Regions from separate parts of the Homo sapiens genome. Here all the other regions are linked to region 1. Evidence: read pairs that join two places in POLR2A ChIA-PET (ENCODE). Cell type or tissue: OCI-LY7. All regions are shown on one strand.

Region 1 (5,000 bases):
ATTAACAGGGGTTTGAAAGAAGTTGATTTAAACTTTCATGAATGATTTTGAGGGGTTCAAGACTTGAATGGAGGAAGTAAGTGCAAATGTGGTGAAAATAGCAAAAGAAATAGAATTAAAAGTGGGGCCTGAAGATGTGACTGAATTGCTACAATCTCCTGATAATATTTTAACAGAAGAGAAGTTGCTTCTTATGGATGAGCAAAGAAAGCAAATATGCAGTCTACTCCCGGTGAAGATACTGGGAACATTGTTGAAATGACAACAAAGGATTTGGATTATTATTTAAATTTAGCCAATAAAGCAGTGGCAGGTTTAGAGAGGATTGACTCTGAATTTTAAATTTAGAAGTTCTACTGTTGGGTAAAATGCTACCAAGCTACATCACATGCTAATGAGAAATAGTTCATGAAAGGAAGAGTCAAATGTGGCAAAATTTATTGTTACCTTATTTTAAGAAATTGCCACAGCCACAACCAACCTTCAGGACCCACCACCCTGATGAATCAGAAGTCATTAACACAGAGTAAAGACCTCCCCTGGCCCCCACACCAAGTAAAAAATTAGGACTCACAGAAGGCTCAGATAATCATTAGCATTTTCAGCACAGTATTTTTAAATTAAGGTATACACATTTTTAAAGACATAATGCTATTTCACACGTAATAGACTACAGCAGTGGTCTCTAACCTTTTTGGCATCAGGGACTAGTTTCAGGGAAGACAGTTTTTTTCATGGACAGGGGTGGGGAGTGGTGGATGGTAGGGTGGTGATGAAACTGTTTCACCTCAGAATATGAGGCATTAGATTATCATAAGGAGTGCACAACCTAGATCCCTCGAATGCACAGTTCACAATAGGTTTATGCTCCTATGAGAATCCAATGCCATTACTGATCTGACAGGAGGCAGAGCCCAGATGGTAATGCTTGCTTGTCTGCTGCTCACCTCCTGATGTGCAGCCCAGTTCCTAACAGGCCACTGACTGGTACCAGTCCGAGGCCTAGGGGTTGGGGACCCCCAGACCACAGGATAGTCTATTAAGTAAAAGTAGTGTACACATAACTTTTATATGCACTAGAAAACCAGAAAATTTGTGTGACTCACTTTATTGTGGTGATTTGAAGTCAAACCTGCAACATCTCCAAGGTAAATCTATATTTTTAACAGGTCATTTTTTTCTCTGAATGACAACTTCTAGTGGTATCTGTTGTTGGAATCTTGTGGCCCAATTTACAAGGAAAGTGTCACAGTGCCCTTCCCTTAAAGCCATCGCAAGGAGACAGGCCATCATGAGCCAATTTCTACATTGCAGAGATAGACCAAATCAGATCAGACGCTGACACCAAACTAAACATTTTAATATACAAAACTCCATCTTGCTCTGAGAAGACCCCTAAAATCGAACAGATTTATTCATTTTTTATCAAAGTTTATTTTTGGACTTGATGAATATCAACCACATACAGGGTTCACTGCTGGGCACTAAATCCAGGTAAGCTACTCTCTTTCACCTCTTCTCATGCTATATATTCTCTATGGGCAATCTCTTCCATTTGTATGGTTTTAGTGGTGGCCTCTTTATACCTATATCTTTATAATCTGATCGTTCAGTGCAGACCAGTCTCCTCACTTCAAGACACATAGAAATGACTGCCTATTGGCAAATGCAACATATTCAAAGCTAAATATTTTACCCCATTTCTATCCCTTTCCTTCTTTTAATGTTTCTATCTTAAATGGCATACTCATCCACCCATCCAAAATTGAGAGCCATCTATTTTCTTCAATCTTTACAAATAATGAAATACCATTCACTAAAACTTTTAATACCTCCTAAACATATAGATTTTTCTCTAGTCACTTTGCCACTGTTATAGTTCATGATGCTATAATTTTTCACCTGAATAATGACAAGATTTTTTATGATGGTCTTCCTGACCCCACAATCTATTCTCGCATAAAGGCAGATACAAAGACAAAGCTGATTATACCTATGCTTTGCTTTTAACAACCATCAACCTTCTGAAAAATTCAGCCCTACTTGATTTGCCTTGACAAATCCTCCATTATCTGACTCCCAACTGAGATGGGGCAATATCTTTCCTATCTGTTTGTTTTTTCATTCATAAATCTATTTCTACATTTCTAAGATTTAGTTCCTAGACAGAACAAAATTCACTCTTACCTCCACATACTAATTATTATTTTTCTTTGTTTCTGCCTTATCTCTTAATACTATTTATTATTTTTCTATGTTCCTGCCCTATCTCTTTAATTTGACATACACTTGTTCATCACCCAAGACTCAGTCTAAATATCACTCTCATTGTGATACATTCCATTCCCTCCTAGAGTACTTTGTAAACCTCTAGGGTGTTTTTTACCTAGATGATGGACAGGAAATGATCACGAATTCCCCTTTTTGTGTGAAAATCGTACCCAAATCATACTTTCAAATCACCTTAAAGATTTCTTCTAAATAACAAAAAAGAAACCATAATTTCTTTCAATGACTGGAAGCTAACTTTCTTCTATGTGTAATGCTAAGTGCTTTGCATGCACTTTAATTAGTCCTTACAGCACGTATCATCTCATTTTACTTCTGAAAGATCTGAAGCTACATTAGTGAAAAGTGAAACAGGAACTTAAAGGCAGGAAGTTTGATTCCTAAGGTTACACTAGGCTCACAAGTTAGCTGTGCTCACTCACAGTCTGTCTACAAAATAGCACAAAGATAGGAGAGAATAGTTGTGATCGCAAAAGTCAGGAGTCACTCAGAAAAAGGAGGAGTTGTAGGAAGTTGGGAGTCTGTGAAAATAACAAAGAAGACAGTGAAGATGAACCCCCCACTCAGTAGATCACCAACAGCTCAGAGTGAATTCAGCCTGAGAGAACTTCCATGGTAGCTAATCCCTGAGGTGGCCCTCACCTCTCATTTTTACCTTCAGATATTCTGGGATAGAGACTGGCTGTAAGCGTGCAGATCCCTTTTTCGTCACAGAAATTGAGCAATTTCTCAACATGACCAGAGTGGCGCAATGTAAGGGACATTGCTTATGTGGCAAAAGTGGATCCCTAGTAGACACCAGCAAGTGCACTCACCCTCACCTCCATCCTGACATGCACTTTCAATAAGGAAATGGCCTCTCTTGAGCTACCTCTCCCAACAACAACAAAATACAAAGGCATAAACAACACCAGGCCAAGCCAGTACTTACTGATAACTCCAGGCAAAACATCTCCCAAACACCCTGACTAATTTAGGTATATATACATTATGGTCTAACACATATGGCACAATCAATTAACAGTTGTGTCCTAGACAGGCAGATCGCCCCTAGATAGGCTGCCCACTAATGACAGAGCAACAGCATAGAAACGCTAACGCCTCTGAATGTACTGACTACTTTTTTAACATAATGAAAATTCACGAAATATGGATGATTTGGCCATTGAGAATACACTGAAATTCCCAGGCATATTCACAGTCCCAGAAATATCAACTAGTCTGGACTCATTTACAGCCCTTACTGCATCCTAATACTTAGATCGACTCCATCTGTTCTGTCCCAGTATCCTGTGGGCAATGAGTTAAGGAGGAGGCGCTTAGGTCATTCAGAATTCCCAGCAGGCCATATTACACCTTCATGGTTTTACTAGATTTAACAGTAGTGGTTTTTATTGAACATTTCAGTCATTGAACCCACTACCCACCTATTAATCACAAGAAAGCTATGCCTATGTCACAAATATTGATATCTATTTAATCACTTCTGAACTCAGTCTGTGAATTTCTATAATATGTACTGTTAAACATGTCATCTATGTTGAACCTTACATAATACCTTAAATGGTATATAAAAATTGACTGTACCTCTGAGTATTTCATCAGGATATTTTTAAAAAGAATTTATTTATATCTTCCAAATCAGAATTATATCCCAAAACACTTTTTCAAGATTTCTATAACTGGCTTTATAAAAAGCTATATCTGATGCAGATTTTTAATAGTCAACATTAAAATAGAGAATATTAGGGGTTTATTAGTAATTATTTAGACCTGCCAAACAGTATCTTTTATCATGGAGACAATTAGTTATTGTTAAATTTGACATGTTAGCTCTGTATTCCTAGGTCCTAGTGTAATGTCAGGTATATAATAGACAAAAGCATTTGTTAAATGATCAAATGAAGCAATGGTTCCTCTCTCTGGGAGTTTCTACTCCGGATGAGAATATGAAACAATGGAAACACAAAAACAGTACCATAGTAATAACACTAAAACATTAGAGACAAGATTGAACATTGTGGGAGGTAATATTGCAGACCAGGCTGAATTTTAAGTGACATAAACTTGTTTTCAAACCCCTGCTCTGTTACTGAGTAGCTAGGGGACTTCAGGCATATGACATCTCCTTTTGAGCCTTAAATTTCTCATCTGTGAAATGGGTCTAAATGAAAGCACATTAGCTTTCCAAGATATTGCTACTTTATAAATTAAAATAAAATTTGACGGCCAGTAGAAATCATGGAAACTTTTGAAGAATTGGACCATAAACTGAGATTTTAAGAATGAGTAGAATTTCAGATAAATGAAGAGAAAGGAAATGGAAACTGAGTGTAGTTGCAGTAAAGAAAGCAGAGGAGAGAAGAAAATAAGTGCTTATATGAAGAGAATTGTTAAGCTTTCTGATAATATGGGGGAAACATTAAGGTAGCTTTGATTAAATCAGTGGTGATGGTTGTATTGTATTGCACATGTGGATAAGTCAAAGATAACGCCCATGTTTCTAATTTGTGAAACAATATAGAGAGTGATATAATTCACTGAGGCAAAGGACACCAGAAAAGAATCAGATTGAAGAGTGGTAAATCAAGAACCCTGTGTATGGTAAGTTGAACTGCTGTAACTTTTTTGTGTTAATGTGTAATTATTAAAGAACCAGTTGAATATTGAATGTACTGATCTGGAGCCGAGAGGTTTGAATTAGAGATGTG
Region 2 (5,000 bases), 63 kb before region 1:
TTATTTTATAAATTCTAAGACTAAAATTTCATAATCAGAACAAAGCGCTATACTGCTATATTAACGAACTACAGGGAAAGCTCAATAATTTGTTCTATTACCTTTTACTTTCAAGGCTCAATCTTTTAATGAGTGATAGAAGGTGCACAGGTAACCTCGGAAATTCCCTTGTTTATTTGACTTTTCAGGAGAAAAGAACATTGATCAATATGCAAAATATATACTGAGTTAATTTGCATTAAGTTATTCTAATTTAAGTCAAGATGACTGGTCGATTACGCATTCAGAGATTTCTTATATATAGTAAAATAATTAATATATTTTAACTAATTATTAAATATTAAATAGTTGGGAGTTTAAAGTTAAATGCAAATATAAATTTTTAGACAGTGAACATGACTAGCTACTTCCTGAGTTTGTGGAGAAAAGTTATTTAATCAATATTCCCATAAATCTTTGAAAACATTACAGGTCCTTATCTTCTTCAAATGATACAAGTGTACTTTAGCTTGAGTGTAATAGTTTAGATTAGGTCTTTTGTTTCTATGTGATTGATCATGGTCAGTTAACTAACTCTAGTGTCTCATGTGGTTGATCATATAATCACAGCCTCAGGCCACAACTTCCAAATTATGGCTATCGCCATTTGTCAAGCCAGCTCAACATACAAGAAGTAAGTTAGAGAATAAGGCAAAAGACTTGGGGCTTGACCACTAGAATTGCCATGTAGGAAACAAGATACTGATACATTCTGCCAACTTTTTCAGAGACTAGTGTGCCATATCAGATTCCTATTGGTAAGAGATCAAAGAAAGAGTCATTTCTGTTTCTTTTTCTCTTTGCTCTAAAACCTTACCCCCCAAATCATTTAAAAACCTGGATGAGTAAATACATTGTAGCAGAATAAGTTTAAAGCCTTTAGCTATAAACTTATTTTTAAAGTGGCTTTAACAATCTTTTTCAGTTATTTGATTACATAAAGGCAAGTATTGGAGCCACATTCACCAGAGGCAAGCTGGAAGTTTTGTTTCTTACAGTTTCCAGTTTGAGCCTAACACCTATGACTGACTTCTTAGAAATAAGCCATTTACTTTTTCACATTCCATGGATAAAATAAATCAAAAAGAATATTCAGACCTACAAGAGAAGAATCACAAAATAGAGCCCTGGTGAAGACCAGTATCCAGTGCAGGAAGTAAAATCAAAATGCAGTGCCCTGATTCTGATACCTCTGGCAGCCTCCCCTCATCAATGTGTGTCCCAAATAGCCAGGGTTATTCTATGTTCCCCACTATTCTGCTGGATGAGATTTCTTGTTTATGTGTTAGTAGGTGCTTGTACTCTCCCTTCAAGATAGTACATTTATGATTGAGTATGGTTTTCTGAAGATCATATTTAAACATAATACATGGTGGTTGATATATGTGGGAAATATTGTTCAATAGTTTCTTTTGAGATCAATCAAATCACATTATATACGATGCAAATTCTTACACAACTGTTTCATCCAGATGATCTTATGCTGGGGCTGTCACCTGTGGAGCATAAGTGAAAGCAAAATTATAAAGTATTTGCTCAGTTCTTAAGGAAGGATACTTGCCATCATATCTTAGGAACTCTGGCCCTCTAGTATAACATTGTGCCTATTTGTTGGCAAATTAGGGAGCCATCCAGATGGTACCATTTTTGTACATTCCGTGAAGAATTTCTGTCCCTCTTAAGACCTTGCTTCAATATAACTGGAAAGGCTTTACGTCTCAATGAGCACCACCTAAACTTCAAATATTGGAGAGAGATAATAAAATGCGTAAATACCAAGTAAGGTGTAAATAACTGATAGCTAATTCATTCTTAGGGGCAAATAAGTTGTTGAGATTAAAAGAAGGGATTTATAAGGGCCCTATGAACATGTTTTGGGAATTTGCAGAGCAAGAAGTGGAAAATATGTTGGAGCAACAGTATGGCTGACTTCCATTCCTCATGATAACGCATACATTGCATCTTCATTCAGATGGATCATGGTTAGGCATCATAGTTAAGCTCAGTAACAAAAAATTGTAAGTGACAAATCATTGCTCTGTATTGTGTAAATGCCTGCTGCTTTTTTTATTTTTACATGAGTTTTCAACACCAGACTTCATTTCTTCAGCAATGATATTGTTTAGCTATATCCTCTGGTTAAGTTTTCCTGGTGAGAATACAAGTCGAATGCTAGCATCTTAAGAACTCAGTTACAAACACTCAGTTCTTACCTGCTTCCACTTTTATCCTCCAAACCATCTTCCAGTGACCATGTTGATAGCTGAATGGAATATGTTGCAGAGGGAGATTGTGCTGGCAGTTGCTACCTTATTTCTAACTAAGAATAAACTGATTTTGTTTCAGACAATATAAACTTTTATTGTCAACATCAAATTGTTTTCATAATGAAAGTATGGTCTATATTGCTTTTCCCATTCTCTAATTAGTCATTTAAAGTACACTCCTAAAGAAAATATTGCCTTTTGATGTCACTCTAGAGATAGTAAAATCAGTGGAAAACTGTCTTTCTTTAAAAAATAAACAAAATGATAAAGTGATGATATAATAAAGTAATTAGGAATTCTTAGGTAAATAGCTTATATGGATTTCCCTTAATAAATTATTGGCCTTTATAATAGGAGCTTCCTTGGCCTTTATACAAATTTCAGCAAACTTTACCAGTGTTCATTAAGCTATAGCATCAAGCAACTGAGTTCAACTTTAAAGCTTCCTTGTTTTGGATACTCAACAATATTTGCATCAGTTACAAACTTGGATGAAATTAAATAGCTAAAAGAATCATGTGACTGAATGTATCATAACATAATCTAGCATGGCACAGATTCTACTTTACACTATTAATATATTTGATAATTTGATCTAATAGAAACTAACTTTTTTTTCTTTTCACTGGTGAATCTTAATTAAAGTAAAATCATTACTTGCAGCTAAAGTTCTGATTCTGCATTTTATTCAAATTATGATCATATTCCTCTCAACAGAATTCAGTGAGCTTTTTGCAAAAACCATTTTATAGGCACATATAAAATCTACAATATGGCAAGCTAACCTTATACCAAAATATATGTTTCTCAATACTGCTTGAAAGAATTGTACAGTCATTATAAATGTTAATAGCCCCTATCTGAGAATAATAAAAACTGGGGATAGTGTTGAGGTGGGATGTGGGCAGTTTATCAAAATTTTCAGCTTTGTTTTTGCTTCTTAATAGTCAACTTTTGTTTTTGTTTTTGTTTTAAAAAAAGGAACTTGATACTTTGTGGAATCCATCTGTGCTATAATCAAATAATCCATCAGCAAGTCTCCATTAATAAACGTCGCTACCAGGAAGAATCAATGTTGCTAAAATTTTGTTCTTTGCTCAGCTCACAATTATTTCCTCTTTCTGTTTTCTCTGGAACAGATGCATACACCAGAATTGCTGTCAGTTTCAAAATTAATAAGCTAATTATTTTATGAGAAATAACACAGAATATATAAATACAAATATTTTAGTAATGTACAAATTGCAAATTCCTATCAGACTGAATAAAAGTGAAATACAGATATTTTTCATTAAAAAATTCTATTGAAGTAGTAAAATATTTGAAATCACATAATTCCACATTTTGAAATATGAATAGAAGTGTTCCTGCTGTATCACGTTCATTCCTTCTATAAACATGTATAGATTGCTATACTGCGCTAGGTCTGAAGCTCCAAAGAAGAAAACAAAGCAGGGGCTTCCTCAAGCAACAAAACCAGCTTGGTAGCCAACAAGATTACATAGGGAAGTGACAAGGTAGTTTTGGAATGCTAGATCAAGGGATTTGGCAAATGCATGTAATACCTCTGGTGGATGGGACATGTAATTTGTCACTGATTAGAGATTCACAGAAGAGATTCCAAACAGTATTAAAGATCAGCTAAAAGTATAGGCTAAGAATTTACAGTAATGCCTATCCACAAATTGTGTCAGAACTATGTTACCAGTGGAGGGTGTCTAGGTTTTTGGTGTCTTGAACAAATAATTGGACAAAACACACAAACAAAGCAAGGAAGGAATGAAGCAACAAAAGCAGTGAATTATTGAAAATGAAAGTGCACTCCACAGGATGGGAGGGGGCCCAAGCATAGGAGCTCAATAACTGCGCTACAGAATTTTCTAGTGTTTAAATACCCTCTAGAGGTTTCCATTGGTTACTTGGTGTATGCCCTATGTAAATGGAGAGGATATTTCTTGTCATAGCTGAAGTGTTTCCATTTGATTTAGTTCTAAGAAGTCAGCGTGAATTGGCCTTATGTTCCCTGCCTCCAGACCCTATCCTCCTGCCTCAGCAATATACTGCATAATTGACCTCTTTTTAAAGAAATAAGCATAATGACTCCAATACCTATGGCTTGAATAAAAATTTGTGTTGATCCCAATTTACAAAAGTCCCAGTTTACAAAAAGCATCAGGTTCCCAACCATAATTTTACATACTCAACTTTATTCTAGAAGGGCATGGAAGGCAATAAGAGTAAACAGCTATGCAACTATGGAAATCAGTAACCTGTGTAGAAATTACCAACATGACAACAAAAATACGTTCCAAATAGATTTATGAACCTCTCTTCTTTCTTTATCATGATGTACAGTAGGTTTTGCATTTCCCTTATTTTGGCTTTCTCATTTAACTTGGTGTGCACAGGAAATAAGTTTTTGAATGTCTTACTGTGACACTGAGTGTGATAATGAGGAGGCATACTGTGATTGCAAATGGATTAGGTGGGGGCCAGGGAAAGGGGTACTTACTAGAGAATAAAACACACAGAAACAATCTTTTTTGAAAAAACAAACTATCTTCATTTGTTTTTATTGTTTGGAATATATGTAATAAGAAAACTTTGGGGACTTTTTTTTTTTCTTATATTCTTAAGTAACCTAGAGACAAGAATGTTATAAGAAAGAATGTAGGCTGACTGGAAAAGAGACCC
Region 3 (5,000 bases), 71 kb before region 1:
CTTAAAAAAATGTGCATCTTAAGAAACTGTAACATTACAGTGCATTGTGTTAAGAACATGTCTGTTTTTGTTTGGGTATCATGTTACTCTGAAAAACACCTTAAAAAGATAATGTTTCCATCTTAAACATACACACACACACACACACACACACATACACACACACAAACACATTCCAGTGATAGCAGATTAAGTTTTAGAAAGAAATAATCTGAAGTAAGTCCTCCCTGACTATGGAAAACTAATGAGAAAACTTAAGATTACTCTGAATTAGTACCTTTGTTTCCTAGATTTTGGTTTATATTTCTCAATCCAATACCAAAACCAAAGCATGAAATAAGAGGAGTGACTGCAGTAGTGCATTTTCAGTAAGTTAGAATCCAGATAGTGTTATATATGATTAACAGTGAATACACATGGGTTTTTACAGATATTTTAAACATAAACTTTGCAGATTCTTTTAGTAATTTAACAAGACTCCTATCTTTTGTCCTATTCACTTTTATAACCATTATAAATATAAACTACTTCACTAATTCCTAACCATTTTATTCCAAAGAGCAACAAGGCCAAACTTCTGACCACTGGTGAAAGGAATGGTATGCTTTTTTTGGTTACTATGAATTAGGCATATTTTCTAAACTGATTTTGAATTCTGTAGAAATAACTTCTCTCTCCACCTTCCTGTTCACAAATCTACATATACCCTCTTAAAGTGTCAAGGTATTGAGTTCTAAACTGTGGCCAAGAATAATGAAAGTAGCTCTAGAGAGGCTTGTGACTTTTCAAATAGAATGGAAATTTGTACACATGGTGTACGTGTGAAAGGCAACTTCATTTATGGATTTTATTGAAACTAATACATTGATGTATGTAAGATAGCGTTTTGACCTAATGTGTGTACTTGCTGCTGGAACTGTAAATGAAAATAAGGAAGTGTGAGCGCTGATGAAACAAAAATGATTTTTGTGATATGAAAGCAAAGGCAAACTCCCCAAAGAACTATTCTTTAAGTAACTGTTTTACATCTCCTTTGACTTACCTCTCTGAAACCCTGTGGTTAATACAGTTCAGCAAAATAAGAAGTTTCATATCCTCTGTTGATTACTGGAGTTGGTTGCCTCTCATGAGCAATTAAAGCACCCAAGACACAGAATTTAGGGTGTGTATAATCATAATGTTAAAATGTGAAGGCTCTTCCAAGTACTGCAATTAAAATAAAAAGTTTCAGTGATTTGTAAAACAAGATTCCTGAACACAGTGAGGATCATTTAGATAGTTTTCATATGGTCAGACATCATTACTTAAACATTTTGCCCTCCAAAAACTGTGATTCCTTACTAACTTTAAAAACCTATTTAATTTTAGATTTTTCTAAAAGCTCTAAAGATGAAACCATCAGTCACAAAATTCAGATACTCTTAGGTATTGTTGTAATATATTGTCATTCTTTTGAAACCATATTCAGTAAAACAGAAGGAAAAGATATATAGGTAGATTCATAATTTAAAAAGAATCTTGAAAAATAGTAAGAGAGTAATCTAATGGGGACAAATCAGATATATAAATTGCAAGTTTAAGAGAATGTATGAAAGCATAAAATTGGTGTGGGATTGCCACTTTTTTACTGGTATTTCTTCAGAAGCCCCACACATGGGCTGCATTTTTCAAATTAACATTTTGTATTTTTTTTTTTTAATAAAGAATGGAGCAATTTTGGGCCCAGTGCAGTGGCTCATGCCTGTGATCCCAACACTTTGGGAGGCCAAGGTGCGTGGATTACCTGAGGTCAGGAGTTTGAGACGAGCCTGGCCAACATGGCGAAACCCCGCCTCTACTAAAAATACGAAAAAGAGCCAGATGTGGTGGCACACACCTGTAGTCCCCGCTACTTGGCAGGCTGAGGCAGGAGAATCACTTGAACCCAGGGAGGGAGAGGTTGCAGTGAGCCGAGCTCATGCTACTGCACTCCAGCCTGGATGACACAGTGATACTCCGTCTCAAAAAAAAAAAAAAAAAAAAAAAAGAAGAGTGGAGCAAATAAGATAGTAAGCATGAAGAGGGGATTTGGGGACTTCAAAGTCATTTAAAAATTTGGCTACAAAATGTAAAATAAAAGCTTCTTATTTATACAGTTCTAAGAAAATTATTAATATACAACTTAATATCTTAATAACCTGTTTAAATTAATGACAGTTTTATATAATATTTTAAATTATTATCTAAGACATAGCTCAAATACATTTTTATAAAATACTTAGAGTTAGGTAAAAATTCTTATTTTACAGTTACTTTAATTTGACTAGTAATAACCAAGTGTTGTTTTTACTTTGGTGGGATGATTATACTTAATTTTCTTACTTTTAATATGGGAAAAAAACAAACATTACAGAAAGTGTATCCTCAGTTTCAATATCAAACTATGACGAGAATTTCTTAAGAATCCTTCCAAAAAACCTATAGATAGACAGATAGATAGAGAAGCATATTTTAAAATTATGTTTTATATGCACAAACCTAAATATGTTTTTATTGTAGTAGCTCTACAACTCGAATCATATGTACTCTTTTGCACTTTATTTTTTAAATTAACATGACATTTTCTCAACAACACATAAATACAGCTTGTTTTTTTTAATAGGAAAGTATATTCCATTATATACTTTTCTATAATGTATTTAACCAATCTTGTTTGATGGACATTTGTAGTACTTCTCATTTGTTCTTGTTGTATATAATTTTATTTTGTTATTAAAAATATTTTAAATTATAGGAAAAATGAGAGGTAGGGAAAGGAAAGTAAATATACAATTCTGGTTAGCTGATTTTATAAACTAATAGTATATTTTAAAATATAAAATTAATGTAAAGCTTACAATAGGCCGGGCATGGTGGCTTATGCCTGTAATCCCATCACTTTGGGAGGCCGAGGCGGGTGGATCACTTGAGATCAGGAGTTTGAGACCAGCCTGGCCAACATGGGGAAACCCCGTCTCTAATAAAAAATACAAAAATTAGCCAGGCATGGTGGCGCATGCCTGTAATCCCAGCTACTAGGGAAGCTGAGGCAGAAGAATCGCTTAAGCCCAGGGGGCAGAGGTTGCAATGAGTTGAGATCATGCCACTGCACTCCACCCTGGGCAACAGCATGAGATTCCATCTCAAAAAAAAAAAAAAAAAAAAAAAGTATGGTTACAATAATAATTCTGAACAAATAATTATATATAAACTAGTCTTATATTACCTTTTCAAATACAATATCCTGAAGTAACAACAGTTAATATTTACTCTTATTCATCTATCCTTTTTGTCTGTTTATACATATATATACACACACATGTTATATATATATATATACACATCTACACAATATGGATTCATTTAGAATGTGTTTTTTTCCCACAGAAAAGGGAATTTTAATAAACACAGAGGTATGGATGGGTTTAAACCTACTGAATACTGTATAATATGTTCCCTTCTGAAAATATTATCTGTATTCAGATATTTTAATTTTAAACATTAAGCTTTTGATCTGTTGATATTTGAGTCTGGGAAAAAATGTTAAAATATTTACGTTTTAATTCTTTGGCCCCTGCTAATTATTATGAACTATTATTAAAAGATTTAAACCCAAAATGAGATATTTAACTCAATTATCGTATAAATTTTTATGGCCCCTTAGTTTTTTTTTTAATTTTTACTTTTTTAAATTCTACTATAACAAAAGTAATATATATGTACCATTTTGTCACTACATTATAAGTAGTAATTTGTTTTAATATAATGGAGGTTATGCTCTCATTAAATTAATAAGCTTCTACTTTGTATTAATCAAGATAAACACTTGGAATGAGTACTCACAGATGACATTGATAAATGTATATAATATTCTGTGATGTCACCATCATAGTAAATAATTCTAAAGTTATTTACCATTTTTAAACTTACATCTTTCTCAAAAAATTTTTAAAGATATTTCATATAGATTTTTAAAATTTTGATTCCATGTGTAGTAATATGGTGCAAAAGTAGTTGTGGGTTTTGCCATTGAAAGTAATGGCAAAAACTATGATTCCTTTTGCACCAGCCTAATAGTTTTTGTTTTTGTTATTTATCTTTCAGTGGAGAATACATAAGATACCTGTATACTTAAAAAAATATAGTCTTTTGTAGTGATTGCAAAGGACGAATATGTGTAAGATAAATGGGCTACATAAACTGCCTTAGATTTGCCTGGAATTAAGAATTTTTGTTTTTATTAGAAATACTTGGTAAACATCTCATGCCCTACAACAGTGTTTTTTTGTTTGTTTTTTGTTTATTTTTGTTTTTTGGGTTTCTTTTTTGAGACAGAGTCTCGCTCTGACGCACAGGCTGGAGTGCGGTGGTGCAATATCGGCTCACTGCAACCTCCGCCTTCTGAGTTCGAGCGATTGATTCTTCTGCCTCAGCCTCCCCAGTAGCTGCGACTACAGGAATGAGGCGCCACGCCCGGCTAATTTTTTTTTTTTTCTCTATTTTTGGAAGGGATGGGGTTTCACCATGTTGGCCAGGCTGCTCTCGAACTGCAACCTCAGGTGATCCATCCGCCTTAGCCTCCCAAAGTGCGGGGATTACAGGCGTGAGCCACCGCGCTCAGCCAGCAGTGTTTCTTAAATTCAAGCTCACATATGTATTTTGCAGGTTCTGCGAAAATTTTCTTGATTTTAAAGAGGATTTGAACAATTCTAACTAAGAACACTGACGTAGAGAATTTTGAAGAATTACGCAGAAATTTGATTTCCAAGGAAGACGAAAACAAACCTTTCCTATTCTGACTTTAGACAAGACTGTTTAAATCCTTGAGTGTCAGATTTATAACCATTAAAATATACGTACCAATGTATATAATCGTATAGATTCCTTTGGGCTCTAAGAATCACTGGTTCTGAACTTTGTCCTTACACATGGGAATATTCAAACTGTCACAAAAAAACTCTTGTCCTTAATTAAACATCCTC
Region 4 (5,000 bases), 110 kb before region 1:
TATGTAGTTATGTCCAATACTTGCAACTTGACTTTTTTTCCATATTTGGATTATTTATTTTCTTTTTTTGTTATTGTTTTTTACATGTTGACTAGAAACCCCGAAAAGTGCAAACATCAATTATAGATGTATAGAAATGTACAAATGTACACATCAGGATAGCTTTATCACATCATAATTAGAAAAAATATTTCAGCTCTTAGTGTCATGATATATCAATAATCTGAAATACATAAAACCTGCAGGTTAACTAAACATAATTGCAAATTTATATATGCTTAACTGACAAGAAAAATTTCCTATTGCATACATAGATTTACTTTACAAAAACTTCTACATACAATGTTTATACTATCTTCTACTTGCTTTGATCAATAAGTTACCGATAGAGCTAATCTTGGGTCACAAAGCTTATTAGTGGCAGTGTCAAGATTCAAACCCAGACCTCCTGACTGAGGAACCAGGACCTTATAAAATAATTTTGTTAAGAATATATTTTAGTACCCAAATGTATATTATTAAAATTTATCATTATGGAATAAATGATTCTCTTTGCTCTAAAATAACAAAAGTCATTTTTCATTCAACATTACCAAATTCTGGACCAAATATCAAATGGCACTCTAGGGTGTAAATTAAACTAAAAATGCTCTTCATCAAATATTGTGGGACAATTTTGCCTTTTCATTTGTTGTGTTTAAGATTTTTTTTGACACTAAGATGTCTTTCCCATAACTGCTAGGACTTAGAAATCCTAAATAAGGTACAGTTAAACGTTTTATTCTTCCAGAGCTTTAAGACAAGTTGCCTTGCAAAAATAATCTTTCAAAACAAACAAATAAAAAATGTGTGTTCTCTCTGTTTTTTTGTAGGCATAATGAAACACTGGGCATTTTTTAGTTTTACTTTTTATTTTCTTTTAGTGAACTGGGTCAGTACTAACTTAATTTACAGTGATTTTTTTTTGTAGTCAGTGTCTAAAGTTTGCAAAAACTGATTCCTAACATATGTATCATAGCCTAATTTGCTTCTCAACTTGTGATACATTCCACCTATAAGATTCGTCACACAGTATTTTCTGATGGAGTTAACAATGTCATTTAGATTAAATTTTAGTTGCAACTGTGTGCTTATTATTGCCAAGAAACCCACAGAGAAGAGTGGCACTTGGTGATAACTTAGTTATATTTAACATTTCACGAGTGAAAACTTGTTACTAAACAATGTTTAGTAAATTAATTTTCTGGGATTCTGCAGTTGCTATTTCAAGTGATAGGTGACGTTGAAAGGGAAGTTCTAGTTGAAAATTCAGTTAAAAGTTTCTGGGTAGAACTCTACTTGTTGTCAGTTCAACAGTCCAAACCAACCTTTCAGTTTAAGGCTGATATTGCCTAACAAAAAAAATAGTTTTTATGACTAAGATATTTAGTTTCACTGAAAATGAAACAGATTTTCAGATTCCTTCAGTTATCTTTAATGTTAAAATAGTTGCTCAATTTAGGTGTTTGCTTATCTAATGAGGATTCAAAAGTTGAATTAGGATCACAAAATGACAGTTAAAGACCTGTGAAGGGTCTTTTTTTGTTTGTTCTTTTGAGTCATGCACAGAAAACACAACCCCTTGCTTTGAATATTGGGTAATAACTTGACCACGTACTAGGAAAACTTGTACTGGTAAAGCATGCATATTAAGCATTAGCTTTTGTTGATTCATGTGTCTCTAGATAGAGCGCAGATATTAAAGCCAGTTTTCTTTCTACCTCTCTCATTTCTGAAATAATTTTGTTTGACCTGCTGTTAAACAAAAATTTCTATCAATTGTCTTCTTAGCAAAAGCATATATGTTCTCCTTGGTGACATGTTGTTGTTTCAGTTCAGTTTAAGTACAGGAGTTTTCTATGCTTCCAATGACATTTAGCTAATTATACTTGAATTTTTTTTCATATTTATAGTCTGAACAACAACTAGACTTAGCAAATTCACAAAGCTTTTAATTCGCCATTACATCTACAATCTAAAAACTGTTTGCACTAGGAGATAAAAAACTAACCTTTTCTTACTGTTTCCAAAAATTATGAAGCACTTAAGTCATAATATTATTCACTCATAGTAATTACTTTCAGTCTTTCTTGGATCCTATAAATGGAATCTTAACTCAGATAATTTTCCATACGTAGAAGACCTAAAACAGAAACTGAAAGTTTGGTTCAGGAATAAGAAAAAACAAACAAACAAACAAACCCAGAGTCACTCAAGTTTACCTCTTTTTCTTTTTACTTTGTAAAATATCGAATTCCAAGTTTTGCCTAAGTTTTTTGTGTTTTTATATTTTGATTAGTCTATGTGAGTTGGTAGTCTTTTCTGTTTTGAAATCACTTTTACTATTTTCACTGCTTCAGTTGAAAAAATACTGCTGAGCCTATAACAACATTGGAAAAACACATAATTACAATCTGCATTTAGTAATTATTTATCTTATTAAGCATTAGTTTCTCCTAAGAGTTAGACAATATGATGTCTTTTAAAACTGTGCTTAACTCTTATAGTTCCCTTTTTAAATCATTTTTCCCTAAGAGTAAATAAAATAAAGAGGTTTACTTATAATCAGGAACTTAAAAGACATGTTTTACATTATTTTTGCAACTAACTGTCTATAACACAGCAAAGGTGCTGTTATTGGAAAGTCCATTTTGACGTTAGTTGACTAGCATGTGTTAACTTTTTTGACCAAATAAAATAGATTTTCCCTTTTGGATTTCCAAGCTACAGAGTCTTTTTTCAAATCAGGACCACTAGTTTACTCACTGCAGCTTGCAAACATGCCACTTCTTGGGAGTGTACATCTTCAAATAGATCTACAGCAACCCATTTAAATTATATTCAAAGAAAAACGATAACACCATCTAGCCTGATGATTTAACCACATCCGTGTAGTCTCTATTTTAGAGCCAGCCTTGTCGTTTTCACAGGAAATGAGAAATTTCTGTTGAAGTACAGGTGTCAGATATTAATTATTCACCAGACAAATAAGTGGTACTCAATAAATATATACAAAAAATTCTGTATATTGCCACTTTTGATGCTAGTTGTTAACTTTTGTGAAAAATCATTAAGTGCTTGACATAAACACTTTTCCAGTTTCTATAATGCATAAGCCCTAGGGTTGCTTATTTAAAATATAATTATCTTCTTATATAACCTGGACTTTGTTAAGATAAACTGTTATGGTGTGTCAGTGGTATTTCTATCAATTTTTGTGATTTCATTTGTAGAGCATTTGTATAGGATTTTCTGTACAAATTCTACTGGTTTTGAACCTGATATTCAGAATATTTGGGGAAAAAGATCATAACATTATTTTTTCAACTAGCTGGTGGACATATTTCTTGTTTATAAAATTAGAGCAGAGTTTTTCAATCACTTGGTTTTCTAATTAGAACAAATATTAAACTGGAAAATATTTAGAGCAAATCAAAATAAAGACAACAAAAGAAAAGATATGAGTTACTTTCCTCCCTTCTTTGCTAATCATGCTTATGCCTTCTGAGTTAGAGAATTACTCTTTTGATGGAGTCAAGGGATGAGGTTATATTCTGCTCTCACTAATAAAATTTACCAATTGTGATGAGCTTAAAAAATAAGAGCACTAGAGGAAAAATGTTTCCATCATATCTTAAATGTTATAATAATGACATTGTTTTTATTACTTTGAAAATACAAGCTTGCACTAAGAGCACTTTAGTAAATAATATCCAATTTCCAAACTAGGTGTAGCGTTTTCTCAAATTGCTTTTTGCTGGTATTATGTTGTATATCCCCTATTATGTTGGATACCCCTAGAATCAAACAATTCCAGACTTTTGTAGGCCAGGTTCATAGTTTGAGTCAAACACAACCCCCTGCTTTGAATATCAGGTAATAACTTGACCACATACTAGGAAAACTTGTACTGGTAAAGCATGCATATTAAGCATTAGATTTTGTTGATTCGTGTTTCTCCAGAGCTCAGATATTAAAGCCATATATATATATGTTTTTTTTTTTTTCCTTAAAATCTACTAGGGTCCCGGACTCTTCCCTTCTTGTTAGTTCCAGGTGTAAATAACCTCATCCAGTGATTTCTTCTGCTCACTGTTCTTAACCCTTGGAACTCTCCTCTAATTACTCTGACCTATCCTTTCCTCCTCTCAATTTAATGGCAGCTACCCTTAAGTCATTTTAATCTATGGACTTATATGGGAAGGCAATATCCCTTTTGCTGCCTGGATGGCTCCAATTTATAGTGGTATCTCTTGCTGATTGGGGTTACAGGAACATTTAAAAGGTCCCAATCAATAGACTCTCACACAGTTTAGATTACAGGCACTGCCAGATATGTATTCCCTTTCATCTCAGCATGCAAGTTAGTTGGCTATTTTATGCCTGACTTCACCTCTTCTAGTGCCTTACTAAAAGGAGAAACTAACATAAACGAACATACAGACACATTTTAAACAATTATTCAAGAACAACATATTTATTAGATGCATGGCACAACTTCCAAATTATTGAAGACAGCAACTGTATCAGGTGCTTCTCTATATCATGCCAAGGATCATCAGTTTTCCAGCCAGCTATATATATATATTATAATCATTTTCCATCATCTACCTACTTAGCATATGCATATATTTACGTTCATGTAGCCTCTCAATCTGTTATCAATTTATATATTAGGTATGGGCTAGGCTAAGTATTGACCAAAAAAGTAACCTTAAAATTTAGTGGCCAAACAAGTAGGAAATTTCTTTATTTCTCACTTAAACTCACATGATCCACTCATATACTATTTAATTAAGAAAACTAACTTGCATGACCCAACTGAGCTCTACTTGGGTTTTGAGACTTGCAAATATTCTAGCTGAGCATCCATGTGCCCAAGTAAAACTTAGAAGGTTCAAATATTAGAAGGAAGAAGAGAAAAAAGGAAACTAAGGAACAATTAGCTACCTCTGCCACAC

The links. ChIA-PET counts read pairs that join two places held together with the same protein. Peaks named below come from ENCODE experiments on the same cell type or tissue, not always from the same donor. Only the 100,000 strongest peaks of a DNase experiment are listed, where the experiment ranks them.
Region 2: POLR2A ChIA-PET joins it to region 1 with 13 read pairs; 3 of 35 experiments call an interaction of 5 or more read pairs at or near these places.
Region 3: POLR2A ChIA-PET joins it to region 1 with 34 read pairs; 3 of 35 experiments call an interaction of 5 or more read pairs at or near these places.
Region 4: POLR2A ChIA-PET joins it to region 1 with 12 read pairs; 4 of 35 experiments call an interaction of 5 or more read pairs at or near these places.

What each region holds. Positions count from the first base shown.
Region 1 is chr5:100,778,163-100,783,162 of GRCh38, reverse strand. No RefSeq gene overlaps it. Among named protein-coding and RNA genes, the nearest start is that of MIR548P, 36 kb to the left of the region's middle. In OCI-LY7, a CTCF peak has its summit at 3,079; DNase peaks (open chromatin) are centred at 2,632 and 3,032; H3K4me3 peaks cover 1,687 bases; H3K27ac peaks cover 1,318 bases.
Region 2 is chr5:100,840,717-100,845,716 of GRCh38, reverse strand. The region is part of intron 4 of ST8SIA4 (ST8 alpha-N-acetyl-neuraminide alpha-2,8-sialyltransferase 4); the gene reads left to right. Among named protein-coding and RNA genes, the nearest start is that of MIR548P, 27 kb to the right of the region's middle. RefSeq lists an enhancer at 3,917-4,136. In OCI-LY7, a CTCF peak has its summit at 550; no DNase peak of the experiment used is centred here; H3K4me3 peaks cover 1,266 bases; H3K27ac peaks cover 1,298 bases.
Region 3 is chr5:100,849,141-100,854,140 of GRCh38, reverse strand. All of the region lies in intron 4 of ST8SIA4 (ST8 alpha-N-acetyl-neuraminide alpha-2,8-sialyltransferase 4), which reads left to right. Among named protein-coding and RNA genes, the nearest start is that of MIR548P, 35 kb to the right of the region's middle. RefSeq lists an enhancer at 676-795. In OCI-LY7, no CTCF peak of the experiment used is centred here; DNase peaks (open chromatin) are centred at 1,020 and 1,900; H3K4me3 peaks cover 2,329 bases; H3K27ac peaks cover 3,096 bases.
Region 4 is chr5:100,887,247-100,892,246 of GRCh38, reverse strand. The region is part of intron 2 of ST8SIA4 (ST8 alpha-N-acetyl-neuraminide alpha-2,8-sialyltransferase 4); the gene reads left to right. Among named protein-coding and RNA genes, the nearest start is that of ST8SIA4, 14 kb to the left of the region's middle. In OCI-LY7, no CTCF peak of the experiment used is centred here; DNase peaks (open chromatin) are centred at 1,646 and 2,926; H3K4me3 peaks cover 3,821 bases; H3K27ac peaks cover 4,882 bases.